Regions from separate parts of the Homo sapiens genome. Here regions 1, 2, 3, 4, 5 and 7 are each linked to region 6. The links are chromatin loops, found by intact Hi-C in ENCODE. Cell type or tissue: IMR-90. All regions are shown on one strand.

The links. Hi-C counts contacts between places; a loop is a spot of excess contacts. Peaks named below come from ENCODE experiments on the same cell type or tissue, not always from the same donor. Only the 100,000 strongest peaks of a DNase experiment are listed, where the experiment ranks them.
Region 1: it touches region 6 in a loop (6-fold over the local background); 29 of 110 quality-filtered maps call a loop at or near these places.
Region 2: it touches region 6 in a loop (5-fold over the local background); 10 of 110 quality-filtered maps call a loop at or near these places.
Region 3: a loop joins it to region 6, with 4 times the contacts of the local background. A loop is called at or near these places in 25 of 110 quality-filtered maps.
Region 4: it touches region 6 in a loop (19-fold over the local background); 89 of 110 quality-filtered maps call a loop at or near these places.
Region 5: it touches region 6 in a loop (8-fold over the local background); 107 of 110 quality-filtered maps call a loop at or near these places.
Region 7: it touches region 6 in a loop (3-fold over the local background); 66 of 110 quality-filtered maps call a loop at or near these places.

The regions. Positions count from the first base shown.
Region 1 is chr3:188,592,327-188,596,326 of GRCh38, forward strand. All of the region lies in intron 6 of LPP (LIM domain containing preferred translocation partner in lipoma), which reads left to right. Among named protein-coding and RNA genes, the nearest start is that of LPP-AS1, 26 kb to the left of the region's middle. In IMR-90, no CTCF peak of the experiment used is centred here; DNase peaks (open chromatin) are centred at 2,035 and 3,905; H3K27ac peaks cover 1,104 bases.
Region 2 is chr3:188,487,762-188,491,761 of GRCh38, forward strand. The region is part of intron 5 of LPP (LIM domain containing preferred translocation partner in lipoma); the gene reads left to right. Among named protein-coding and RNA genes, the nearest start is that of LPP-AS1, 79 kb to the right of the region's middle. In IMR-90, no CTCF peak of the experiment used is centred here; DNase peaks (open chromatin) are centred at 2,460 and 3,730; H3K27ac peaks cover 257 bases.
Region 3 is chr3:189,039,800-189,043,799 of GRCh38, forward strand. It overlaps a transcript of TPRG1 not described here. Among named protein-coding and RNA genes, the nearest start is that of TPRG1-AS1, 94 kb to the left of the region's middle. In IMR-90, a CTCF peak has its summit at 1,877 (motif pointing left); no DNase peak of the experiment used is centred here.
Region 4 is chr3:189,146,126-189,150,125 of GRCh38, forward strand. It overlaps a transcript of TPRG1 not described here. Among named protein-coding and RNA genes, the nearest start is that of TPRG1, 24 kb to the right of the region's middle. In IMR-90, a CTCF peak has its summit at 2,075 (motif pointing left); a DNase peak (open chromatin) is centred at 2,036; H3K27me3 peaks cover 174 bases.
Region 5 is chr3:188,952,534-188,956,533 of GRCh38, forward strand. No RefSeq gene overlaps it. Among named protein-coding and RNA genes, the nearest start is that of TPRG1-AS1, 6.9 kb to the left of the region's middle. RefSeq lists a silencer at 2,007-2,301. In IMR-90, a CTCF peak has its summit at 2,270 (motif pointing left); DNase peaks (open chromatin) are centred at 2,228 and 3,588; H3K27ac peaks cover 290 bases.
Region 6 is chr3:187,738,457-187,742,456 of GRCh38, forward strand. The region is part of intron 1 of BCL6 (BCL6 transcription repressor); the gene reads right to left. Among named protein-coding and RNA genes, the nearest start is that of BCL6-AS1, 3.2 kb to the right of the region's middle. RefSeq lists enhancers at 1-640, 2,733-3,234, 3,235-3,734 and a silencer at 1,142-1,317. In IMR-90, CTCF peaks have their summits at 544, 1,654 (motif pointing right), 2,586 (motif pointing right) and 3,740; DNase peaks (open chromatin) are centred at 585, 1,575, 2,105, 3,795 and 1 weaker place; H3K4me3 peaks cover 3,390 bases; H3K27ac peaks cover 3,448 bases.
Region 7 is chr3:188,050,811-188,054,810 of GRCh38, forward strand. No RefSeq gene overlaps it. Among named protein-coding and RNA genes, the nearest start is that of LINC01991, 76 kb to the left of the region's middle. RefSeq lists an enhancer at 1,385-2,357. In IMR-90, a CTCF peak has its summit at 1,779; no DNase peak of the experiment used is centred here.

The sequences.
Region 1 (4,000 bases), 850 kb after region 6:
ACCTATACAAAACACACACGCACACAGTCACACACACACACATACACACAGTCACACACACACTTACACACAGATACAAGTATACATAGAAATACAAACCATGAAAATAAAGTTACCAAAACAGTTGTTATCACTAAAGTTTTGAACGAGTGTTTTTTATTTCTTTATTAACCTTGTTATTACTTCTCATATTTTCTACAATGAGTATCACTGTTTTTAGTTTTGTTTTTGTTTTTTAAATGGAGTCTCACTCTTTCTCCCAGGCTGGAGTGCAGTGGGGCTATCTTAGCTCACTGCAACCTCCACCTCTCGGGTTCAAGCAATTCTGCCTCAGCCTCCTGAGTAGCTGGGATGACAGGTGCCCACCACCACGCCTGGCTAATTTTTATATTTTTAGTAGAGACAGGGTTTCACTATGTTGGCCAGGCTGATCTTGAACTCCTAACCAGGTGATCTGCCTGCCTTGGCCTCCCAAAGCGCTGGTATTACAGGTGTCAGCCACTGTACCCGGCGTATCATTGTTTTAATGAATACACTGTCTTACACGAGGGCTTGCCTAGCTCTCTCAAAAGTCTAAGAAACAATGAATAATATTATTTTATTTAAACATTATTTAAAAACATGAAAACAGTGAATACAAAGTTGAACTCTCCTCTTACAATAATAAAAATTCTTCTTGAATAATTCTGTATCCTACCATTCCATGAATTGTATCCATGGAAAAGTGTATGTTTTTCTGATTCATTTATTTATTTGCTTCTAGGTTATTGGATGAAGAAATCTAGGAATAGAATGAATAACTGTATAGATTACACCTCTGATGCCTGGTGTGTGTGTGTGTGTGTGTGTGTGTGTGTTTCTTCCCTTGTGATTTTCTCTCCTTTTCCTGCCTAATAATGATGTAGCTGATCTGCTTATCATGTTCCTTTATTTCTATAATTCCAATTGTTGTAGATCCCATAGAGGTGTTCACTCTTGCTCTCTCTCTCTCTTCTCTCTCCCTCTCACACACACACAGATTAAATAGAGAAAATTAAGTAAAGAGAGGAAAATGAGGAATAATTTCATACTTTAATATATTCATTCATTCATTGCTCTTTGATAATTTTTTTCTTTTTTAATTTTATTTTTCCCTAAGTTATTGGGGTATAGGTGGTATTTGGTTACATTAGTAAGTTCTTTAACGGACATTTGTGAGATCCTGGTGCACCCATCACCTGAGCAGTATACACTGCACCATATTTGTTGTCTTTTTTCCCATGCTCCCCTCCCACTCTTTCCCTCAAGTCCCCAAACTCCATTGTATCATTCTTATGCCTTTGCGTCCTCATAGCTTAGCTCCCACATATCAGTGAGAACATACGATGTTCGGTTTCCCATTCCTGAGTTACTTCACTTAGAATAATAGTCTCTAATCTCATCCAGGTCATTGCAAATGCTGTTAATTCATTCATTTTTATGGCTGAGCAGTATTCCACTGTATATGTATACACCGTAGTTTCTTTATCCACTCATTGATTGATGGGCATTTGGGTTGGTTCCACGATTTGCTACTGTGAATTGTGCTGCTATAAACACACGTGTGCAAGTATCATTTTCGAATAATGACTTCTTTTCCTCTGGGTAGATACCCAGTAGTGGGATTGCTGGATCAAATGGTAAGTAGAGCTCTATGATGTTTTGATACTCTTCTATGGCATAGACTTAGTGCTCCCATGTTCTAAGTGTTATGAAAGGCTGAAGATAGGAATATTAGAACATGGCCCCCTTCCTGAGTTATATAGCTTAGAACAATGGTACTCAAACTTAAGAATGTGTAAGAATTACCTAGGCCATAGCACTTACACATGGAATATCAAGAGGGAGAACAGACTAGGAGAAGACGTTTGAATTCAGCTGCCCATGTAAAGTATAAAGAATTATTTTTACCCAGAATCTTGAAGGGGAAGGAACTGAGTCACACAGACAAGAATGTGCCTAAAGCAATTCAGCAGTTCAGAGTGGAATGAAAAGGACCCTGGTTCCCTGCTCTTAAGCCAGTGTTCTTTAGCTGGCTAGAACTCAGCTCTCTGTTTAAAAAATGAATGGGTTGCAGTGGAGCGCTGTGTTCCAAGTAGGATTTGTAAGACTTCTGGAATTCTGAAAAAATTCTACTGGTTTTCTGCCTGTTTCTCTGTCTATACTTGAATTCACTGAGGCCAAAAATGGTAACTTTTTACCCAGTAGCTGGCAACATTCCTGGTAATTAGAAAGTGATCAGTAAATGCTCAATGACTATCTGAATGATTGCATTTTTCAAAAAGAAATCTGAAGTCTAAATTTTGAGCCAACTAAACATCATATTTCTTTGGTTTTGGGTGGTTTGGGAAAAATCCAATGTGTTCTCTGAAAGGAAAACATATTTGGAGATATGATTATTTTTTTCTGTAAATAAAGTTACTTTGTTGTAAATATAAATATACATGCTCATTTTATAAAAGAAAATGAAAGGAGAAAAAAGAGCAAAATATCTGTATTGACACCACTCATAATTACCACTCATAATTTTTGTTTTGTTTTTCTTATTCACATATAGGACTTTTATCATGATATATGTATGAATTTATATCCTGTTATTTTTCTGAAACATTATAGCATAACAGGATTAAGTATCCTATTACCTCTACAGTTCCTGATATTTATAAAGATAAATTATGAAAATAATGTTTGAATGAGAAGGTTTTTCTGTTTATATGCTGTTCCAAAGAACCTTAGGTATCAGAATTTATCTGAGCCCAAAAACGTCCCTTAGGTACCTTAAGCTACCCAAATTCTTTGAATTCTTTCAATCAAATCCCCTAATTTTATAAAGAGGAAATTGAAACCCAAGAAACAATATAAGTGAATTTGTTTGAACCCAGGAATTTCAGTACTTGTTGTCCTAATTTAAAATTGTGTCCCAAAGAATATTTATCTTTGAATTTGTTGATGTTTGCTCTTTTAAAAAGGAAAGAAGAATAATAAACTAATTCCTCATTTTACCTTTAAAAGGAAGTTTCACTGGAGGAATAAGACCCAAATGAATGAACCCCCATCAGTCATTCGTATCCCCCAGCTGATGAGGATTTCAGCAGTTGTGCTGACACCTTGATCTTGGGCTAGCCACCCTCCCCTTGCTCTGCCATGGAGCTTGGTCACCTTGTACCATGGTCAAAATAATGGTGCTCTCTTTCAAAAGCCATCCTTAGATTTCCAGCTAATAGTGTGTAGAAAAGAGAAAACATAATTTTTTAGTACCCCAAATTCTAGGTTATCTACTGCACTGAATGATCTAAAATATCAAGTAGGCGCTTTCAGCAAAGCTGTTAGAAATATAAATAGAAAAAATAGGAAAGATTATTTGTGGGACCATTCAAACTAAGACTGTTGTTGTTCTCATTATTATTGTTGTTTTTAAAGGACACTGTCCATATATTGCAAGACATGTTGCCCACTGCCCTTCACCTATGGGATTATATAAACGCAATCCTATTTTTTAAATAGTTGTGCAGAAAATCGAGAAGGGAGCTACCTTAACTGTGTATTCAGTTCTTGAGTGACAAAGACAGGCGTGAGAGAGAGAGTCCCTTGCTTCCAAATCACCCCTCCTTTGCCTCACCCTTTTCAGGACAAACCGACTACCAGAAATGAATCTAACCCATGTGGTCACTACAGGATTTATCTGGGCATTTGCTGAACCTGCTCGCAATTTATTTTTATTTCTTCCGATAGACATGGATTTGGCACAGGGGAGTGAATTCTTTTTGAAGCAGCAGATGTGCCTGGTACACCCGTTTGCTGTAACCATTTGTGCTGTGGTTGAAAAAAATTTTTTTAAGAGTGCAGAATTGTTGAAGGGGGAGGGTTAAAAAACCAGAGCCATTTTAGTGATTATGCAAAGTTAGAATGTGAGTAATTTTGCTGCAGTTAGTCATTATGTGCTTTCATAGCTTGTTTTACAGGGATAAAGGGATGTGTACAG
Region 2 (4,000 bases), 750 kb after region 6:
GCGCAGTTTCCTCTCGGCTATGGTTAAAACCTCATGTTCCCAAGTCCAAATTATAGCTGGTAAATGTGTGTTTTTATGCAGAAGACTGTTTATGTTTCCAGCCAGATTTTCAGGTCAGAGCCAAAAGAACGTCTACTAAGAGTGATTATAAGAGTTGTAAGATTTTGAGAGCAGAAAGGGACCTTAGAGATCATTTAGTCCAACTCTGGCGCCAGGCATCTAGTTACAGTCCTTTCAAGTATTTGCTAAATTAATTTCCTTTTTTTTTTTTTTTTGGAAATGGGGAAACTGAGACCCAAGAAGGGATGGATCCTCTGGTTTCTGACAGAGGTCTTATTGAATTTGAAAAATCTTGACTCCTGGCCTTGACCTTCTTCCTGCTGTCCCAGATGGCCCATGAACTTGGTTTTGCTTTAGTCCTCTAGCAGACTTCAAGGCTCTGAGATTCATTGCAGAGGGTTACACGTTTTTATTTGGAAGGAGCAGGTGATGCCGGAGTTTTGCTTGGCTGTCTGAATTTTTGATATATGCTATAAGCTTTTATTTCTTCAAAAAAGGCAAATAAATATTTAGCCTTAAGGATTCTTGGTTTAACAGTTCTCATTTTCATGTGGGAAGATGCAACTTGGAAAACAGGGGAAGGATTTGGTTTGCTTTTCTGTCAGGATCAACGTGACCTCCATGCCTGTGATGTTTGTAGTGACACTTCAGCAATCACTTTATTAATTCATTTGTTCTTCATTCATTCAGTGTAAATTGAATGCTTCTTGTAAGTAGACATATATGCTAGTGATTATAGCCTTAAAACTTGGCATCATAGGTTTAATGCTCTGAGTCTCAGCCTTGGGACGGTCAGTTAGTTTTATTTATTTATTTATTTATTTATTTATTTTGATACAGAGTCTCACTCTGTCACCCAGGCTGGAGTGCAGTGGCGGGATCTTGGCTCACTGCAACCTCCACCTCCCAGGTTCAAGCGATTCTCCTGCCTCAGCCTCCTGAGTAGCTGGGACTACAGGCACCCACCACCACGCCTGGCTAATTTTTTTGTATTTTCGGTAGAGATGGGGTTTCACTATATTGGCCAGGTTGGTCTCAAACTCCTGACCTTGTGATCCACCCGCCTTGGCCTCCCAAAGTGCTGGGATTACAGGCATGATCCACCGCGCCCGGCCAGTTAGTTTTATTCTTATCTGACCCCACAGTTGGTAATTTCTTCCTCTTTTCAGCCAGGCCATAGGCAAGTATTAGTATTATATAACATTGCTTAAGGTAGTTACAAAGAAGTCACGTGTCTCAGAATTTTGGACTTGCAAGAGAATTAGAGTTAATACATTCAAGTTCCTTTCTATTGTTTGAATCTTGTAATTTTTTCCTACATAACAAAATGTTTATGGGTAATTATGATAGGTGAGGCAGTGCTGCAGGATAAGGAGATGGATCAGTACAGTACTCAGAATCACATTCGGAAGATGCATATACACAGTCATTTAAGTCATTTTATGGTAAATTATGCTTTGGTCATCATACATTGATCAGAAGCATAATCTAAGTCCTAGGTTAGTGGTGGAGAGTGAGGGAAGTAAATTAACTGTGACTGGAGAGAGGCAAGAAGGATTCATAGAAACAATTTAAATTGAACTGAACTTTGATGGCTGGGTGGGACCTTAATTTTCAGATAGGTGAGTGGATTTTTCAGCAATAAAATAAAAGAATTAAAACACAGAGGAAGGAGAGCTCAAAGTAAGTGTGGTAGGCCTTGTGTTTCTAACTGTGGAACCTACTCTTTGTTCTGAAACCATTGACAATTTATTGTAGGGGCTTGTTATTATTTTAAATATAAGGGTGATATCCCCAGAACTGTTGTTGGATGCCAAGTGATACTGTTAACATAAATTAAGGCAAAACATGTTGCACTTGCAGGAAACCCCATGCAAACAATTCTGAGTTGTCTGGTAGACTTCCTTCAGATCCATGGGGACTTACCTGCTGACATCTGATGGCTTTGAATTCAGGGGCTCAATATTTAACTTCCTCTTTTTATGATATCTTTGTTCGTCTTTTCTTGGTGACTTCCAGTTGACAACTTCTAACTCTGCTTCTCTGTTTGTTTCCCAGTCCTGTGGCTTGCTTTCATTTGCCTACTATTCAGTATTTGCATACCTCTGGTTTTCATCTTTCCTTTTCTGTTTGGTCCTGCAAAATGGCCAGGCTTGCTAATGTAACTCCAGGCCCTCCACATTAGAAAACAGAGGGGTTTTGTCCATTGGTGATTACTTCAAATGTTAAACATTTCTCTTTGTTATTGAGTAGAAATGTGTCCCTTTATGATGTCCTCATATTGGTTTTCTTTCCCCTTTTAAAAAGTGATGCAAAGTCAGAGGAATGACCAGGCCAGGAGAGAGATAGGTGCTGTATGTCTCAAGGAGTTGATGAGTAAAGCTACTGAAAGATGTTACTTTTCAAAGGAGTGAGTAAGCACAGAGTAACATGAGCTATGCCCAGAATTAGTGGAAAAGTAGAGAAATGTCTGAAATTGTTTATTTTAAAGTCAGCCTCCAAAAGCTCTTGAGCATCTATTCTTGTGAAAACAATTCAAAGCTCATATATGTGTATGATGAATAGTGGCTTATAATCTTTTTTCTTTTTTTTTGAGACAGAGTCTTGCTCTGTTGACCAGCCTCTGCCTCCTGGGTTCAAGCGATTCTCCTGTCTCAGCCCACCGAGTAGCTGGGACTTTATAAGCACGCCCCACCAAGACCGGCTAATTTTTTGTATTTTTAGTAGAGATGGGGTTTCGCCACACAGGCCAGTCTGGTCTTGAACTCCTGACTTCGGGTGATCCGCCCACCTCGGCCCCACGAAGTGCTAGGATTACAGGTATGAGCCACCATGCCCGGCCTCATTTTCCTACTTACTAATTTTATGTGTTTAGTTTAACAATGATAATTTGAAAATCAATTCAAGTTTTAGCAAAACTGGCACTGGAATTTTTTTTTTTTTTTTTTTTTGGGACAGAGTCTCGCTCTGTTGTCCAGGCTGGAGTGCAGTGGTGTGATCTTGGCTCACTGCAAGCTCTACCTCCTGGGTTCATGCCATTCTCCTGCCTTAGCCTCCCAAGTAGCTGGGACCACAGGCACCCACCACCACACCTGGCTAATTTTTTTAGTTTTTTATTTTTAGTAGAGACGAGGTTTCACCGTGTTAGCCAGGATGGTCTCGATCTCCTGACCTCGTGATCCGCCTGCCTCAGCCTCCCAAGTGCTGGGATTACAGGCGTGAGCCACCGCGCCTGGCCGGCACTGGAATTTTTGTCTTGTGATTCCATGTAGGACTATCATGGTCTCAGGTACAGAACAACAGGATTTTATTTTTAGACATAAGGAACTCAAACCTACAGTATGGCCACATTCATTCATGAACTCACAGAAATAGGCAGCTGAACTGGCTTTACGTGGGTTGGACCACCTTATCATAAAAGTCTGTCTTTCTGCTGCCGGTTAGTGTGATAAAGGAGGAGGAGGCTGGGTATGAAAAGAGATGTCGGCTGTGGAGATTAAGAGTAGAGGTAGTGGACAGTGTTGCCAGGGCAAAAACAACATGGTCAGCAAGAGCTTTAATGTATTCTAAAATGCTTGTTTTCAAAAGGGTGAGAATACAAGGATATCTTGATCCATGAAAACATACCAAAGAGATGATTGAGATGCTTATTTCTTCCTGGCCCTTTGCCTAGTTCCTTTTGGGTCAGCAAACCCCAGTTGATTTGTAGCTTGTTTGTGACCCTGACAGCAACAGTAGCAGCAGCAGCAGCAGAAGCAGCAATAGCAGCAGCAGCTTGCTTTGCAATTATCTCCTATTTTTATGGTCCACATATGTAGGTCATTGTGTGTTTATTAAGGCTGGGTAGGCTCTTAGCATGTCACTGGCTCTGGTCATTGTGACTTTCTAGAAGCGAATGTCACAGTTTTCCTGGTTGCTTTTTGCTCTTAATCATCATCTG
Region 3 (4,000 bases), 1.3 Mb after region 6:
CCTTGGAAAGGAGATCATTCTGATATCTTCTTCTCACTCCTATTTTTTTTTTTGACTTTTCAAAGAGCAACAGAACATTGGAGCTAGAAGTAGCCTCTAAAGTTAAGTAACACAGCTCCAGTCTGCTATGGAATTCTTCCTACAAACATGCATTTCCTTATATGTAAACCTCAAGAATCTACTGGAACCAGACCATTGATCCATTACTTTAAGATACATTACTCCTTCCTTAAGGGAGTTATGTAAGCTCTTTCTATAGAGGCTATGCCTGGAAAGCTGCCTCCCTGACACCCTAGGGCCAGGTTATAACTCTTGGACCTAGCTTGCCTCCACTAAACTCCAAATTTGGGGGTTACATTTTTTATAAGTCATGTTTTCTCTTGAATGGCCTCATTGTGGTAGATGAAAGAAACGAATTTTAATGAAAGTGAATTAATCTTAATGAAAATTAAATAGACTTTTATGACTCCTTAGACATTTAGGAAAACAGCGAAATATTGAACTTCTATCCCTTCTTTAGCCATCCTCCTAGTTATTTACAGGTATTCCCAGAGGTATACATGATGGACAAATAAGCCTCCTCAGTTTTGGTTGCCAAAATGTTTGTTTCCCTGGTAGTTTCATCACTGTTGCTGCTGGTGGTATTCCCCATGGATGGTGCCAAGAGAGTTATACCAAGGGTTCTGTCTTCTCTTGCTCTCAAAATACCACCTCAGGCCATTGCTTGGCTTCCTGCTGTGGCTAAGGCTCTTGGCATCTCTCAGTGGGAGCACAATGCCATTCTGTCCACCATTAAGAGTACTGCTGTTCTTGCCCCCTGATACTGGTGCTACTTCTGCTCATATCTTCTGCAATGGAAAAAACCCCTTTCTCCCAACCTTGTACCATTGTCTGTTACACTGGTCCCACAGTGGTATGATCCCTTACTCTCAAAGTCTTAAAGAAACGATGGGTAAAACATTCCATCCAGGTTGTTTTCTTTCCCCATGATTTGGGCACAAGTCCCTAGGGACTGAGCCACGAGATGAGTCAAAGGGTGGTCCTCAGTGTCATTCTTCCTCTATTGCTCAGAGGCACTTTTCAGGCATCTCTGCCTGGGCTTTGGCAGCTATTCCTTAGATTGACTTACTTCCCAAGAGGCTCCTCAAGCCTGTTCAGCCCTGGTCGCCCCTCCACAGTCTTCTGGTCTTTCCCTGACTGTTTCCATTTTAGGCTGAGAGCACCTGCATCTTGAACCAGGGTGCCTTTGCACTTTAGCCTGGATAACATCACAGCTCTAGATTTGGTGAAAGGAAACAGAATCAGGGAACCCCTGAGCCACAGCCATTTTAGGATGTCGCTAGGCTCCTCTACTTCCTCTTTCCTTATTGCTCCCAATTCTTTGCTTCCTTCTTGCTAAGTTGGAAGGAGCCCACCTCCCCCTAGAAAGAGGATCATTTCATAAGCTGGATTCTCATGTAGCATGGTCATTGCATTCCTTAAACTCACCTCTAGGTCCCAAATGATAAACTAAAAGCTGCTTGAGTTATTCAAGTAACAGGAAAAATATAGTATTGCAACTAAGAATCTGAACTTTGAAATCAGAGAGTCTCGGATTCAAATCCTGGCTCTTCCCTTTCTGGCTGTATGCTTTGGGCAGATTATTTAACAACTCTGAGCCTCTTTAGCACGTACTTCACAGGACTATTGTGATTAAGTAAGCACTCAATGTGTGGGAGATATTATTGTTTCTAATTAGGGAGCAAAGCAAAACTGCACATGGGGCATGGGCAAGGCACTCATGGCTTCCCTTCTCACCCCATGTGGGGAGGTGGAACAAGCTTCCTAGTCTTAGCCCTTTACTCAGATGCCAGCAATTTTCTGCCATGTTACCTGGTGATGGGGCCCTCTGGTGGCAGGAGAGAATGTGATTTCTTTTTGAGAGACCAGCTTGCCCTTAGATCTGCTTTCAAGTGGAGGCGAAGGGTTGGGGAAAACCCCAGCAGATTCTGAAACTGCCATGCACAAAGGCCTCAGACTCAGATGCTGAGCTGTCCCTGTTGCTGCAGAACTGTTTATTTCCTTAGGATGTTGAACGTAAAATATACAACTAGACACTGCCTTCTCTTGCTCTCAAAATACCATCTCAGGCCATTGCTTGAGCCTCACCCAATAATTTGGATTCTGATATGAAAATCAACTTCCCTACCTCCAGCCTTAGGATGCTTCTGTATTGTTAATGCCAATGTTAGCAGCTTGTTTCTGAATCATTGGGGAGCTCTGTAAACACATGTTGATGGGAATTGACCTATCTTCTTAAGGTTAGGTCCTTAAGAAGCCCTAAACATTGAACAATGAAAATATCCTCAATTTTAGAAATTAAAAAAAAATCTGAAATTATAAAACAAGTATTAAAAAGTCAAAGAAAGATAAACTTTTAGCTATAATGACAACCTTAACGTCCTTTTTTGAACTATCAAGAATATATTTCTTTTCCAATTTCAGCTTTTTTGGTTAATTTTATTTTTCTAGTATCTTACCTTGTGTTTTATCCCTCTTTGGGTCATCCTGATCTGCTAGGTGTATAATAAGCTTTATGTCAGAGGTGAGTAAAATATTGATAACATTTTCTATCTATAAGATGTTTAATAATTTATAGGTTACTTAGGTATCTGTTATGTTTCAAAAATCTCATGCCAATCCTGGTTAATTATGGATTTTCAAGAAATACTTTTTGAATGAAGAGGAAGGAGGAAGACGTTGTATCTTCAGATGAACAAATAGAGTCCTGGAGAGGTTGTGTGGATCTCTGGGCTAGCAGGGGTCAGAGTTGGCTCACCAACCCAGGTCTTCTCACTGCTTCTTTATATTGTATCTCAGCTGCTTGAGGCATACTTGATGATCCCTCATGAAAATGAACTCAATCATGCTTGAAGAAAAGTATGCTACACAATGGAAAGCTAAATAGTTTCTTTAGGCATTGAGATAAATCATCATATAACAACATGTAATCTGCTAAGGCTGGGAGGAACCTTATTTTATGGATGAGGAAACTGAGGTCCATAGGAAGGAAGAGCTACAAGCAGGAGGTTGCGTGGTGGCTCACCAGAAGAGCTGTCAAGGAAACCCTGGTCTCAACCCAAAGACCTCCATAAAGGAGACAGCTGAAACAAGCTAGAGTAAGCCCGGTGCCTGTCACCGTTTGTAACCAGAGACAATGACCACACTGTTCACCCATTGTTTATTCTCCAAATATTTTGTAAAGCAAAGGAGAACACTATGGGATCTGCTAACTATAAGGCCTTTCTACTTTCACCTTGTTTCACAAGGTCACAATTAAATGGGCCCTGTTCAAAAAATAGAAGGAAAACTATATATAGATTGAATCCAAACCGAAAGATGAATCTAAACCACAAAATATTGGCTTGAACATAGGGCCTCATGGTGCCTGAGTTTTAATAAACATAAAATTCTTTCTTTGGGGAAACAACATGATGGGGATACAGATTAAAGAGTACGGTTTAAAGGGTATTGCAAAGACCCTGAGGCTTGGAATGAGGAGTGTCAGATTGTGGAGATGCTTTCAACACTTCCACTGACTTTCTCTGTGACCTCGTGCAAGATGTTTCTTTCTTAGCCCTCAGTTTTTCCATTCACACAAATGACAAGGTTGGACTGCATATCATGCAGGCCCTTTATGGGATCTGACCTTCTGTGACATTAAGTGTTCTCTTTATTTTTCATATTTTCACCCCTGATGGAAGAACAATTTGTTGACTTACTAAGAAGCAGACTGTCATAAAAGCCAATCGTCTGCTTAACTCCATTACAATTTTTTGGGCGACAACTCCCTTCAGAGACTGGCTTGTATATATTGACACCACCTCAATTTAGGCACTGCGATGGCACTGGAATTCTATGACACCCACTCTTGAATTGAAGGAGGGCACGGTGACATTGGCATTTCTGCTTGGGGCTAGTGGTTGAATCACTGTTTAAAACTAGTAGTTGGGTTGTGATC
Region 4 (4,000 bases), 1.4 Mb after region 6:
GGAGACCCTTCATCACATCAGCTGGTTTTCCCTGTACTGAAAAACCAGGCAGTGTTGGTTGCATGATGAATGTATTAAAGCTTTGTTTATGCATTGCCGTGACTAAAGATCAGTTTCATGTTGGGCAGTGAGTTAAATGCTGGTGGCCAAAGGATAAAGATGTGACCTCCACCTTCAGTTAGGTCACAGTTAGGAAGAGAAGGCGCCCGTAAGTCTCTCTGAGGGATCTGAGGAAGACTTAGACAATTACTAGGAATTTTCCAGGCAGATATTCCATTTAAAGAGAGTAGCCAGTGTCAAGGTTAGACGTATGAGACATCATAATGGATTCTCAAAAAAACAAATGTTGTTGGGAGTAGACTTTTCCAGGAAGGCAAGGACCTGCAATGCCCTGTACAGAGTGTCAGGGACTCAAGACGCCTTCCCACTCTGTCTGTTGTATCTTGTACATACCCATGTTAGAGCACTGATCCCCCATATTATAATTGCTGTGGATGCATCTCCTCAACACACTACAAGTTCCTTGAGGGCAGAGACCATGTTTTATATATTCTTGTATCTTCACTGCTTACCCTGAGCTATCCACAGTTTACATACTAAATAAATGCTAATAAATAAAAAAGTAATTAAATGAAAGCAATATGCATCTCATTTAAAAGATGAGTTTTGGCATGATTTAGGAAGAGGTGTTTGGTTCTTAGAGGTTTCCAAAGCTGGGCTGAATGTAACACCAAGAATCATTTCTAGAGAGTTGTGCCTTTTCCACAGTACTTCTGCAAATGCTAATGCTATTATTTAGTATATGGACACAGGTACTGCACTAAACACTTTTCCTGCCTTATCATTTAATCTGCACAGCGTCCCCTCTGGGGTCCACATGTATTTTCTCCATTTATTGATAAAGAATTTAAGATTTGGAGAGGCTAAGTAACTCATCCAAGGTCATAGATTCAGGGAGTGACACAGCTGGGATTTGAACCCCGGTCTGTTTGACTCCAGAGCCTGAGTCTTAACCACTACACTATCTACAGAAGGAAGAGGAGGGAAGAGTTATCCAGTGATCCCATCTCCAGGGTAGACCCTTGAGATTCCCTGTGAATTAAAAGAGACTTGCTTAGTTAAAAGAAGCTGAGCTCTCCAGAATCTTTCGGCCTCACATTCTAATATAACCTCTGCTCTAGCAGTGGAGAAAGAGAAAATCCATAGGGGTAGGATGAGTTTAGAGGACCTGGAGCATTGTGGATGCAGGTGGATATGGCAGCCACCCCTCCCTGCTCTCTACCTGTAGCACTACTACACCAGCAGACGCAACACTTGGTTAGAGAGCAGAGGAAATTACAAAATAGCCATGTCGGAGGCAGAAAAGAAGTGGAAATTGAGACTCTTCTTGCCTTTGAATGTTTTGTATCGTCTGGGAGACCCACTGGGATGTTTCTTTTTGTTTTTCCTTTCGACTAGGATGTCTTCCATTTGGAAGCCCCTTTGCTTCTAAGAAGTTCCAGAGACCATCCCAGGCCCACAGGTAAGGAGGCTAGGGCGTACCTCTAAGTTCTATCCTGGAAGAGAGGGAAAAGTGACCTGTAGGTCTCCGGCCTGAAAAGCACAGTGCTGTCCAGTGGAACCCAGGGGAGATAGTGATTTTAAAAGCAAGCATGGAATGCGTGGCTGACTTTTGCTTGTTGCTTGAGTCTGGCAGATGGGGGTGGGCAGGAGGTTAAGGAACTTCAGCAGACGCCAGCAGTCAGTGGATGTGGGTGGTCGTTCTTCCCAAGTGCTGAAAAGATGGTCACCTTGCACTTGTGAAGATAAAATTCAAACCTAAGTTTCTCTGTCTTGGAACACAAACAGCATAATCCTTTCTCAATCTTCGAGAGGAGTGTTTTCAAAAAGTAGCAGCATATAGGGAATACAAGGCTGCCTAAGGTTCTGATTCACAGATGTGAATTCTGCCCAGTCAAAAGTCTTGGTGTTTGTAGGATTTGTTTGTCTGCAAGGACAAAGATGAAAGGCAAGTTGCTATAAAACCTTTCTGCTCCCTCCTGATTGGTAAGCAAAAATGTCCACACACTGCCATCTGGTGGGCACTACTGGTCACTGTCGTTTTAATGGGAAAGTTTAAAGTTTACTCTAAACTTAGAAGGGGCCAGGCAACTCCTAGTCTTCAGCAAAACAGCAACGTATAAAACACAGTTCCTGGCTGCAAAGGGCTCACAGTCTAATGGAAGAAACGGACATGCCCAACACGTGGTTACAACTGAATAAGTACTATTTTAAGAAAAGGTGCCGAGTGTTATCAAAGCAGAGGACCTCTCTCTGGGAGTTTAGGGAAAGCCACCTTTGAGCTGAGTCTGGAAGCATGCCTCGCACTGTGGCAAAAAGGAGGAGAAAGTTTATTTTAAACAAGGGGCACATCATGGGTCATTGCATGGTGTGAGTTGTTAGTTCAGCCTGGCTGGTAAGTAAGGAGCATGGCAAGAAGCTATAGAAAAAAGGCTGGGAAAAGTTTAAGCCAGACCATGAGAGGCCTTGACTGCCTGACCCAGGCAATGAATCGGCTCTAGATTATACAGCCAGAATATAAAGGATTCAGATTTGGGTGGTAAAGCAATATGAAAAACAAGTGTCGGTACACACGCTTTTCAAACATTTGGAACTCTCTCATTACTTGAAATCACCTGTGGAAACCCACTATGTGAAATGGATAAAACCATAGTTCTTCTGGTCAAAGCAGAAGTGGGGATTCAGAGCCCGAAGAACTTCCACCATCCCATTTCTCCCGTTCCTGGAACATGCGGATGCCTTTGGGTAATGCCTAAGGCTCAGCAGACTCTTGCTTGACACTGCTGCTGTGGGCGATTGCTTGACCTAATGTGACTATCTCTGCTCTGGTGTTAGCACCAGCTTCGTCCTATCCCTCCTATGTCATAGGTATCCATAAAGTAGGTTCTAGATCTTTTTCTATCTCAGCGCTGTTCTCAAGATTCCATTTATGGTAATCTCTATCTTATTAATAAATTAACGTTCCCAAACAATCTATATGACCTGGTCCCTGGCCCCTAGCTTTATATTGCTAACGGACACGTGTAGGGAGGTGGATAGAAAGCAGCCATCTCTGCAGTGTCTGTTAAGCATCACTGTATGCTGTCTAATGTATTAATTCATGTTAAGTATCTACAGCATATGTGCAGCACAGATAATCTATGATGGAGTTATGAGAAGTTGTTTGATCTTACTCAGGGCACGAAAGTTGTTGCTTTCATTCCAAGAACAGCACTCTGAGAAAGCATTCAAGAGCTTTCTGATGAGTGGCTGAGTTATCAAGATCTCTAGGACTTTCTGTTCTGTGAAGACATGGAGCTTCTAGATGGCATTTGCCACCAGAGGAGAGATGTTAAGAACTGATGAAGAGTGACTGGTCCCCTGATGGGCAAAGACTGTTTTGTTTCAGCCAACGTGGTTATCTTCTGCCCTCTTCAGAACAACACTTCTAGAGGCAAAACACAAATTCCACCCACCAAACAGCATTTCCTCTCATTCTTTCTCTTGTTCCTTGTCTTTACTCACGCCTTGCCCACTCTCTCTGCATGGTGGGGTCAGTTTGCTCTCACTTTCCCACACTAACTTCTCTGTTTCGAGCCTGTGTCCGGAACTGCCTCCTTCTTGCCATCTGGTAGCTGACATCTGCCACATCTTTCCAACCAGAGCCCCCATCTTTTCTTGGAGGCCTTTAAAAAAAAAGATGTTAACTTTCATTGCATGACTTTTCCCAGTACATGATTATGTACGCAGTGTTTTCCACATGGTTGAATAACTACTTTAGCATCGACTCTTGCCTGCTTTACTTAGGTTAATTGTTATTTTCCTGAGGGCACACTGACCAGTGTCCTTTGATGTACCCAGTGCCAAATTCGATAAACAATAACCCAGAATATCACACTTTATAACTAATGAGTTGGGGCTGTTCTATGTTTTATTACAGCAAATGGAAATGCAGTTCTGC
Region 5 (4,000 bases), 1.2 Mb after region 6:
AGTACAACTTGATAGTACACCTCCGACACTTACCAAGGTTTGCTGTAACATTGGTACATAGAAGAGCCTTTATTATAATGGTGTTATAAAGATAGCATCTGTTAAGTTGCTTTATATAAAGTTTCAGATGGAAAATTCATCAGTGAACTTATATAGTAAAAAAAAAATCATTAAAAATTTGGGTGGATCTACTTAGGTTTAAGTATAACTGCATTTGTGCTCCTGTTTTATAGTTGGGTTTAAAAATACTTGTGATTTTTATTATAAGCTTCCTCATATATCTTTTCAAGTAGGTTTATGTAAATAAGTAAGTAAGTAAATAAATAAATAAAGGTTCACTTGGACCCAAGTTAGTGCACGAAATGAAGAAATAAATCCACTTACGAATGGTGAACTGACTGAAGCCCTCCTAAGATGTTAGTTCAGGCAAAAGATCCAAATTTCAGAGCATCACAAGAGACAGCAGATTCCACTGAAACTATTACCTTACTGCTCCTATATATGAGGTGAAGTTTTGTGTGAGAAGGATCAAAGAGATTGTGATCATCTCTAAGCAGTGCAAAAATCTAGTGATGAGCAGGAGGAGAAAATCTAAATAGTTCTGGTAGAGATATAGGGATTAGTAAGTGAGGAGGTTATATGCTGGAGGTTACATTTAGCCTATAAAAACACCATAATCCAGGTTTATTCTACCAATTACTGTGTGGCCTTGAGATCTACATTTTAGCATTTACTAAATGATAGGGAAGAGCAGTTGAGCTCTTAAGCTTCTTCTAGTGCTCGCTTTCTATTTGCCCCAAAGTCAGTCTACACTGAGTGACTGATCAAACTCCACTTCCACCTTGGATTCCATAAACCAGCTAAGAAATAGATACTCTCTTCCTCACCCTTAGCCCCACACCACACCCCCACTGCTCATGACTGGAGGGCATATGTCGATTGGAGGGAAGGATGCGACTGGAAGTCTCTGAGAAGAGCTCTTCTCTTCCCTCAGGGACATGTCTATTCACTGAAGAATGACATAATAAATGGTCAGCTACCTTTAACCTGCCTTCCATGGATTCCCTGAGGAAAAATTAAATTACTGTTCTAATATGCTACAAACGCACAGACTCAAAATGTAAAATATGAAATGAATCTGACAGGTTATGTGGTTTAGCTCCCACACTTGATGGACAGAGAAACTGAGGCTTGAAGAGACGCACCCAAGGAACCTGGCCAAAGACACAGAGACAAGAAGTCTTGGAGCTAGGGCTACAGCCCAGATCTCCACTGCTCCTTGGTGCTCTTTGTTTTTTTTTTTTTTTTTTTTGCTACAAGTTGGAGCTCAGTCCCTGGGTTGCAATGGATAAATCTTTTGCTAGGCAACCCAGTTGCTAAGCTTTGCTCACATCATTCTTGAGCTCAAAAACCTTTATGGATTTCAGCTATTCATTCCTAGTATAGTCATCCTTTGGTATCCTTGAGGGATTGGTTCCAGAATCTTCTGAGGATACCAAAATCCAGGGATGCTCAAGTATCTCATATAAAATGGTGTAGTATTTGCATATAACCTACGCACATCCTCCTATATGCTTTAAATCATTGCTAGATTACTCATAATAATACAGTGTAAATGCTATGTCAATCGTTGTTATACTGTACTATTTAGGGAAGAATGACAAGAAAATCTCTACATGTTCAGTACAAATGCAACCTTCCATTTATTTTTCCAAATATTTTTCATCGACACTTGGTTGAATTCATGGATGTGGAACCTATGGATACAAAGGGCCAATTGTACAAGATTCATTTTGTGTCATTATTTGGGCTCTGCCCATGATATTGCTACTACTTTTTAAAAAAATTTATGAATTCCCTTCTGGAAGACGAGGTAGAAAGTAGACAGGCGATTTTGCTAAGCAGTTTTGACATCTCTCACACACACCTATTTTGGCTAACCTTTTCCTGATTTCTCAGTCCTCAGTAGCTCCTCTGTGCACGTGCCCAGATGTCACATTTCTTAACTTATTTTCTATTTCTTGAGGATAATTTAGTCACTTTTTTCTCTACAGTAAGCAGAGAAGGTAGAGCTGGAAAATGGGGTCTTCATCAGAGTTTAACTAGACTATGAATAGAATTCTGTAAGGCACGGACCAATGAGCTGTCTTTTAGGTCAGTCCAGAAGGACTCAGATTCACACCAAACTTAAGTGGCTGGTGAATGAGGCTCAGATTGTCCTCCCAGTTTCCCACTGCCATCCCCAATCCTGCTCCAAGAGCGCCCTCTGCTGGAATGGAGCAGGAGCCAACATCCTCAGCCATCTTGGAAGTGGGGCCAACTGGAACTCTGAAAGGATGAAAAGTACCTCTGTTTAAATACAAGCTCCAAATAAGACAGATCAAGTCTACAATGTCTTCTTGACTTTTATTTCTCATTCCTTCTATTTCCATTTCTTTGACAACTTTTCTTAAGAGGATCACGATGTGGTGAAAAAATAGAATTTAAAGAGGGGAAATGTAATCCAGTGAAATGGGCATAAAACTAAGAATTCTGCCTTCTTTGAGAGGTTTAATTGCTGGGTTACAAAGAGTAATTTCTTGGAATAACTCAGTTTCTAGTCTCAGATTGTAATTACTCCTTCAGTTAGAAACCTTCTTCCATTCATTGCCTGCTAAATTAAGTCAACATTCTTTACTTAGCTTTCAAGGTATATTTGTATATGAATTTACAAATTCATAATATGTTATTTAGTTTGTACTTCATTTATCAAAGCTAATAGTATCTTTACTTTAAAAAAATTTTACTCTGATCTACTTTTTAGAAATTGAAAAGATATTGAAAACTTTAAAAGTACATTTGAATACCAAAGTCATATGTTTCACATTAAAAATCATGCTCAGCACTTAATCTGCTTATAATTTTGAACAAGTGGAAGACCCTGATTAAATAATTAGCTTTTGAACAGAAACAATAATTGATAGGTTGAATTCTATCTTTAGCACTGATGTTAGTCCTAACTTGTTGTTTAGGATTGAGACAAGGTAAAGCGACATAAAAGATTTGGGGGAGTTGATATAACCTTTAAAGTGTCATTTAGTCAAAGGAAGAAACAGTAGCTAGGAATATACCTATTGAATAAACATAGCAATATGGTAGATTCTAGTCCTAGACCCCTGTTTTACAGCTAGAATTATGCCAAAAAGTTGAAAAGTAAAGCTGGATGAAACCTTAGAGAAGACTCCGCCATCTTATAACTCAGATGGTGAAATGAGACCCAGAAAGAATAGTCTTCCCAAAGGCTCACGGTCAGTTATTATAGGAGCCTCATTTGGAATTTGAGTCATCCAATTCTCAATCCACTGTTCTTACCACTACCCAACACTACCTTTGTTTAACTGTCTTTCTTGCATAAAAAGGGACTTATAGGTGAGAGATTCTATAGTGCCATTGGGAGCTGCTGCCTGAATCTCCGTGTAATTTCAAAGAGTTTCCTAACTCAGACCCTGTCCCATTTCACTGTATCCTTAAGAGGCTGAGAAACGGGGCATTCAGATTCTTTCCCCATGCTGACTCTTCATTCTGTTTACACATGGGCCGGCCAGATGCTAGAGAAAAAAAAACAAACATTTGCAGCTGTTATCAGGGGTAGGATAGAGCACATGAGGTTCCCAAGTTTTGATCCAACACATCAGAACACACTTGATTTTTACTCTGGCTTGGAGTTTACTGCCTTCAGCTTCTTCTACAAAGCCTGAATGTTGCCATTTCATGTCAAAACCTGCACTGAGAGATGCCGATGGCTTCTTGAGCTAACTTCAGCCCATCACCGCAGTGGTCTAGATGACCAAGGAAGTGACTGCTTCATTACAGCTTGAGGGGACCCTCTTTCTTCATCCCCCACTTTCACTTTTTTTTTTTTTTTAAATGAAAAGGCCGATGGTTCTCCCAAGTAGCCAGAGGCCAGCAGGAGCACTAAGTAAGAGACAGCAAGAAGTGTTCTTAGTGAGAACAATGTGGA
Region 6 (4,000 bases):
CCAAGCCGTAAGGATTTCCGAATCCGATTTCCCCGAAACCGTAGAGACACAGCTTGGACTCGGCAAAGGCCGGGGCCCCGACCCCTGCGCGCGCACTGGCACTCTCCAAAGTTGCCTCGCCTTCCTGTGGCCCTCCCGGGAATTATAACCCCCGGGTGCCATGTCCTAATTGGTCTCGGTAGCAGGCTCCGGGGTGCGCTTTCGGGGGCTAGGGGACAGCGAAAGACTCAGCCACAAAGGCCGCAGTCTGGTCCTAAAACTAGCCAGTGGCGTCACACTGCGCCGCTCATCCCTTCTGCGGCAAGCGGAAGGGTCAGAGTCGGTCTGCAAAGAACGAGCCTTTGGCCTCAAAATCCTACATTGAGGCTTTCTCACCCCTTCGCCCGGTGGGATAAAGGTGAAAGAGACGGTTGGGATTTAATAAGGGGTAGGGATGAGAATCTGGGAAGTTAAAATGAAGTAAGTGCATTTATTGGAAATTAGGAGTCCCGTGGTTCCGGGAGCTCAAACCGAATGGTGTTTTTACCGCTGCCTAACGCTAGAGAGAGCCCTCCATCAAGGTTTGAAACCGTCAACCCCTTTCTCGCCCCTCCCCTCCTTCCCATTGACCTAGTTTGGCCAGAGCCTCCCGATTTGGAGAATGCCTTCCGCCCTTCCCCCCTCCTCTCCAGCCAGAGAGGCTACAGAGGCTGTTGGATTATTGGTAATCTAATAACTCCAATAACCCGCTGAAAAATCCAAAGGGAAATCTGAAAGTGTAAAGCACTGTTTAGGGACAAGGACAAGGAATTTTAATAAGGCTGCAACTGCCGTAGTGAACCCCGCATCAGGGGCCCTGCCGTGGGGCTCCCGGTCTCAGCAGTGTTTCAGCCAACTAGCTGCACGGCTGCAGACACCACCGTGGTCCGGCGGCAGGGGGTGAGGTCAAATCGCGGAGCTGTTTTTATTCTTGGGGGAAAACACTCTTCGCCCTCTTGGCTGGGGAACGGGAGGGTGCAGGAGACGACAGTAAATAAAAGCGAATTTGATAACGCGATGGCCTCGACAGCCGCTTTGGATAACCGAGGTGTTCGGGGACATTGTGTCCTGACTTTCATTTCTATCACGTTTCCTGCCAACAGTGCTCTTGCAAGCCTGCAAGCTTCTAGGAAATGCAATAAAACAGAGGGATGTGTTTTATCATCAAGATCTGAAGAGGAGTTGCAGAAGGGACGTTCCCCATACGCTCAGCGCGAGACAGCCTTCCAGAAGGGCCCGAAGACAATGCCAGCAAATCGCGTCCCGGAGCAGAGATCCCTCGGCCGTCCTGGCTGGACTGGGCTCAGCCTTTGCAAAAAGGCTGGCGGGGGAGGGGAGAAGCATGATCTCCTCAAGCAAACAATGCCTTTAAAAATCCGATCTGGAAAGAAGTCAGCCAAGGTCCTTATTCACGTTAATGAAGATGGAAGGCACTAACTGTCCTTGGAAAGCGATGAGTCAAACTTGACCGCGCTTCAAACTCGTTCCCAGATTCGTTTCCAGTCCGAACAGAGGCGCGTTTCTCCGACGCGGCCTCCGACGGCTCCCGCAGTGGGAGGGGCCGAACTCGATCCCCGCCGACCCGGGCGGGGGCGACGGCGCTGTCTCCCCCTGCAGAGCGCGCCTGCTGCCGCTAGGGGCCGCCAGCATGCGGACGCGCGTTTGCCATCTTAAGTCACGAGCTCGGAGAAAGAAAACTTTACGGAGGAACTGTTGTGGCACAAATTCTGGCCTATCCACATGACCCCCACCCCCTCACACACACACACCCGGTTTCTCGCCAGGCTACTATGCAGAGGATGTTAGGAAGGGGAAGAGAGCGATTTCAGAATCGAGGCTCGCCCTGCAAGTCTTTGGTCCAGGCCTTAACCCCCCTCTTAACACGCAAACCCCCGAGCTCCGAGACCCACACCCTTCAGCACCATCTGGGCTTTTCGTGTCATTACCGAAAATCTTAGGCCATATTTTCTTTAAAAAAAATCCTCCAAGACTGCTGGGGAGCGGTTTCCAATGAACACTGGCAACAAAGGTGACCTAAGAGGTTAAACTCATGGTTCTGGCAGCCGCTCCTTTCTCATAAATACTTCTAAGGAGCTGAGATAAACCCGCCTTTGGCTTTCAGTCACTGACATGAAATTCAGAAGCTTAAAATCTGGTCCTGGTTAAGTCACTAACTCACCACTAACAAGCCTCCTCGTCGGGCCTGTTTCCTCAACTGCAAAACAGAGTTGTACGTCCCAAAGCCCCTGAGCTCCTAGGTGGCATCCTTCCACTACCGACTTCCCCTAAGAGGGGCCACAGGGACAGGAAGATGGTGTGTTCGAAGCGGGTTATTTGTGGTTTTTCTTAGTGCAAATAGATGCTCATCGCTGAGTGATGGGCAAGCAGCGAGGCCTTTCTGATTTTCATCCCTCTTGCCAAAACTTTGGAGGTTGTATGCCATCCCCATTGGAGGGTGCCCTCCTTCTGTCAGTCCTAGCATCTGGTCAGGGTACCGCCGCCCGGGAGGTGGAACGGCGAGCCCACCGCCCATGGCCGCGAACTCGATCTCAGCCCACCGCTAGGTGGCAGGCCAGCCCGTCCGAGAATCGCCGCGCGGCCGCAGCTTCCACACCGATCCCTACCCGCCCCTCTTTATTTTCTGTCTGGTGGGGGCGAGGGTTGGGGGTGTGATTGCCTCTAAAAGCAAAGCTAGAAAACATTTAATTTAGTGTATGTAATTCCGTTCCTCCCGATGCTCCCGCCTCTAGCAACCACAACGCGGTATCTGGAGCTGGTTTCATGTATCATAAGTTGATTTCTCCCCCAGCCTCCGAAAAGCTTTATGTACTGGGAAGGGAAAGAAGGTGCACTTGTCTTCAAAAGGCAGAATGGCACTCGACAGTATTGGCAGAGATTCTTGCCAAACACTGGTCATCCAGCAAAGAAAGTCGGGAATAAACTCCTGATCTTCTCGGAGGAAAGGGGCGCTGGGGGCCGAGTGCTGGATCCCACTCAGGCTCACTGCGCCTGGCAAAGCGGGGGAGTGGGGAGTCGGGTATGGTCTTTTGGTGAAGTTGTGGGTCTCGGAGTGGACATCGGGAGGGTTGGGAGGGGCCGTTCCTGGTTTCCACTGGGGCAAAGAGAAACCAGCCAGTTCTGCCACCACGCTGCACCCTCGCTGTGCTCGCGGCGGCAGCGGCGGTCCCACTTGTTGCGCAGTGCTGGAAACCGGCACGCGCCATTCGATGTTGATTCACAGAGGGCTACAGACCAGCCTACCATTGCTCCACGCCATCCACAAACCTCCTCAACACACCCCCTACACATACGTCCTGCCACCGCCGGCAAAACTACAGCATTTCCAGCCACTATGGTGTTTTACACCAAAACATCCCTCACTATCTCGGTATCAGACAGGCAGCAGAATTAAGATGCCCTGAGAAGTCAATCCAAGGGGAAGGCCGGGCTACCTCCGCCTGGAGAACTCTTCTACTTAAAATCAACCAGGCACCCTCCCCCCACCAAAAAAAAAAACCTTAGAACCACGTTGCCTATTATAACACCATCCTAGTTGGAAAGCAACATTTTTCTTCCCTACTTGATAAACTTCAAAGTCCTTTTTATCCGTTAGTTTTATCTCCCCTATTTTTTTTAAATCTCTGGGGGAAAAATGTTTCATAAGTTCACTTCCCAATATTTTTCAAAAATTGACTTTTGCCAATAGTTTCACCCACCGAGGGGTGGCGCTGCTGCACCGCCTCCTCTATATCTCTTAAGTTTTTCACAACAAAGTGGGTTGTGAGTGTCATTACCCTGTAGGGGATAGAGGGAAGGAAGGGTTTTGACATCTAGCCGTGGCTACCATTTACTCAACCAATAACTGGAACTCTTCAAGGGCTCAGCAAACGACAACTTAAGCATTTAGAGTCCCATCCCTATCCACCAAACCCAGAATAAGTTAGTCTTTTCAAGAAAGCATTGGTATAAAACCCTTCAAAAC
Region 7 (4,000 bases), 310 kb after region 6:
TTAGTAGAGACAGGTTTTCACCATGTTGGCTAGGCTGGTCTCAAACTCCTGACCTCAGGTGATCCACCCACCTCAGCCCCCCAAAGTGCTGGGATTACAGTCGTGAGCCACCACACCTGGCCATAACTTTCTTCTTTGTGTTTGGATTATTGTGTGCTCCTTGTAGCTTTGCTCTGGATGGTAAACTCCTTGGAAACGGAAGTTTCCTCTTGCTTTCCATGACTTACTTCTCCTTGTTGGGTTGAGCTGTATGTTTGGGACAGACTAACTTGAGGAACTAAGTCCATGATGACTAGAGGAGCACTGGTTAGCTGAAGGTCTGCCAAGCTTGCTGTAAAAATATTTCAGCTTTAGGTGAGGAGCTGCACTGGCCAACCTGCTTCCTTGTAGCTCCAGGGTTTCATGCACGGGGTCTATGAATAGCCAAAGCAAAAGGCCACACTAAGCATCTTTTCTGCTCCTATCCCCAATCTTGAGTTCAGAAAGATCTGCTAGGGATCAGTGCTTTAAATCATCTCTCCTCACTCCCTGTAGAAAAGCCCTCCTTCCAGGAGCTGACTAATGCTTACTGTCCTTTCCCAAGGAGCACTTTTTTTTTTTTTTTTTAGACAGATTGTTGCTCTGTCACCCAGGCTGGAGTGCAGTGGCGCGATCTGGGCTCACTGCAACCTCTGCCTCCCGAGTTCAAGCAATTCTCCTGCCTCAGCCTCCTGAGTAGCTGGGATTACAGGCACACACTACTACGCCCAACTAATTTTTGTATTTTTAGTAGAGACGGGGTTTCACCATGTTGGTCAGACTGGTCTCCAACTCCTGACCTCGTGATCCACCCTCCTTGGACTCCCAAAGTGCTGGGATTACAGGCGTGAGCCACCGCGCCCACCCCAAGGAGCACTTTCTGTTGCTTTCTGGGCAGGCTGTGTTTTTACCCTGTGCCCATCTCTCTCTCCCTGGCCCTCTGGTCTGCCCGGCACAGGTAAGGAGTCCGAGAGTCACCCTTCTCCTATGAGTATTCCGGTGGCTGCTGCTCTACCCTTGGGAGGTGGAAAAGGCACCAGCACAAGGCTTCCCCCGCCCACTCATCTCAGCTTCTTGCTTTCTGCACTGGGCCGTGTGGGGTGCTGGGAGTTTCGTGATCACAAGGAAAAGAGATGCGGGCGCCAGGCAGGGAAGGAGGACAAAGAGCAATCCCCTTATTCATGCATTCTTCAGGAAAAAGAGAGAATTTGACCTGAGCCTATTTTCCGAATAATTCGGCATCAAACAGCAATGAGGCCTGGGACTTTGCCAAGTCTTTGTTTTGTTTTGTTTTTTTCCTTTCCTCCAATCAGCCCAAGGCAATGGGGAGTGGGAGGGGGTGGAGGGGTGGGGGCTACACGCACACTGGGGCTGAGAGGGAATGCTGAGCCTGCAGAAGTGGCCCATTGACAGCTCCTGCTCACAGCAGAGGGGCGGGTGGCACCCCCAGCCTACCACCACAAGGGCAGCTCTGTCCTGTGGGCACAGGGCTCCATCCCAGCCCCACCGGCTGGGAGAGAACAACATTTCCTTATAAGGCCCCGACCGCTTTGCCAAGGCTGGATGGCTCCAACAGACTGTAGCTTTCCATTCTCCTCGTCAGCTCCAGTGCAGGCCTTGAATGTAGCCCTTGTTGTCAGGCTCCTCCTCTCCTCCACAGCCCCCACCTCACCTACTTCCACTCCCTGCCAGAGCTAGCCCCACTGGCGCAGGATAAACAGCCCAGAGGCCTCTCCCACGCAGGGCCTGCCTCGGTTCAGGCCTGCTGGAGGCAGCACAGGGTAGCAAAAGGAACGTGGGAGTCACAGTTTCGGCTGTCCCTGTGCGAAGGGAAGGCCCTTTTCCTCATCTGGAAGATGGGGCTCTAATGGCCATGGGGTCCAAATTCTTTGCATTGTATTCAAAGTCCTTCCCAGTTAAGCTGCAGGTTAACTTCACTGTTTAACTGCCTTTCCATACCTTGAAGGCCAGATTTCCCCTAGCTCTTCCTGTTTCCCCCAAACGCACCTTGCTCACACAGGCCTCCACTGCTTCGTGCACGTGTTTTTCTCTACCTAGGTATTTATCTGCCTAGGTCACTCATCCTGCAGGCCCCACGGTAGGTATGCCTTCCTCCCCTCCCCAGGAAAAAGGAATCATTGCTTTCACTTCGCTGCTCAACATTTGTTTGCACCTCTCTTACAGCTTTTCTGTTTTGCAATTGCAATGATTTCTTTACCTGCCTGTTTCCTCTATAAGATGATGAGCTCCTCCAGGCTCACATGCTCTCCTCTTTCTTTATGTCCATGAGCTCAACCCACAGTACCAGGCACATAATCCAGCTTCACAAAAGATTGCTGCACAAATGCCTGAGCACACAGTGTTGCGTAAGTTCAAAAGAGACAACTATAGTGCAAATACTTGTAAACTATAAAGTGCTGTTAACCCATGAAATGTAAAACTTTATCTTGCTACCCTCCACTCTAATTCTACTGTTTGTCACACTGTTACAGCCCTTTTCCCTGTCTGACCAGTTCTGTATCCAGAATTCCAGGCTCACTGCAACCCCTCAGGAGGTTAACATCTATCACTAAGCCATTACTCATCTTTAGAATCCCAGTGTTGGGGGCTAAAAGGTATGTATCCGAATGTTGCCATACTAGAGTCCACAGAGGCCCTACAGACATACAGTGGCTAAATGGAGAAGCTGTGAGTCCCACTTTTACTATTTATTCATGCTAGGTTCCCACAGCATTCTGGGGGGAAAAATCTGGTGGCTTTAAAAGTTTGAAGCCCACTGATTAATGCTGTCTCAACATATGACAGTTGAAACAACTGAGCCCCCTAAAAGAAAAGCAGCTTTCCCCACATCTCATGTGTTAGCCACAAACTCAAGACCATACCCGGGATCCCCTACTCTTGCTCACCACAGCCATTGCCCTGCTTAGGGCAGAGTGATGACGGATGCAACTGCGTATCTGTCAAGCCGAATGCTTATGGGTCAGGGATACCTCAAGTTCCAAATAAAGAATTTCAGTCTCTGCCAAAACAAATCTTTCTGAATTGGAGATTCTGCAAAAATATCAGGTTAGGGATTTGCAAGCTCAGCACGGTTAAGTACTATAGTAAGACTGTCCCTCTATTCTCCAGGATCCCAGCAACTGTTTCAAAGAGAAATCTCCTATCCCAAGATAAATTAGCCTGTTCTCCGTCCACATAGGGAAGTTTTTCAGAGATATGTTTGTAAAGCGAAACCCATAGTTGATCATGAACCATGTTCTAACACTATTTGCCACAGAGCCAAATTCAGGATATAAGATGGTTCTGCCTTGGGCTCCATCCAAAAGGCTTAAGTTACATGAATACTAAAAATACTTTATTATAATGAGATTTCTGTGTTAGATGCCTAAGGGCAGACTGTTCAGGAAGCAAAATGAAGCCTAAGTAATACTGGGCAAGGACATAGGAGATGAAGCTCTAGTACCAACTCTGATACTTACTGTGAAACTTAAAGCAAGTCTTTATCGGCCTCGATTTTCTCCACTACAAAATGGGAACGATGATACCTTCACATTCTTTTCCAAAGACAGTAAGAATTAGATCAACTGAGACCATGAAAGTGAAGGTACGTTATGACATCAACCAAAAAAATACTGTGCCTAAATAAGAGCTAGTTAATCATAGGCAGTGTTCCTCCCTTTGGGCTGTTCTTCTGGGTACAGAAGAGAAAAAGCTTCCCTCTCCAGCTTCCTGTAATGTTTGCTCCAAACCCTAGCTCCCTCATGGCCACTGGCAACCATACTATTGCTGATCACTTTCCAGGAAATCGAGAGGAGTTAGGGCACTCCTATTAGATTTGCTTCAAGACGCTGGAGAGCAGACAAAGGGAACCATTCTGTCACCCTGTATTCTCTTCCCCTTCCTTCCTAGGTACAAAGAGAAGGGATTTTCCACTTGCAGGCTCTGGGCAGGCTGAGTGAATTTGGGAAGTTGTTTCTCTTCA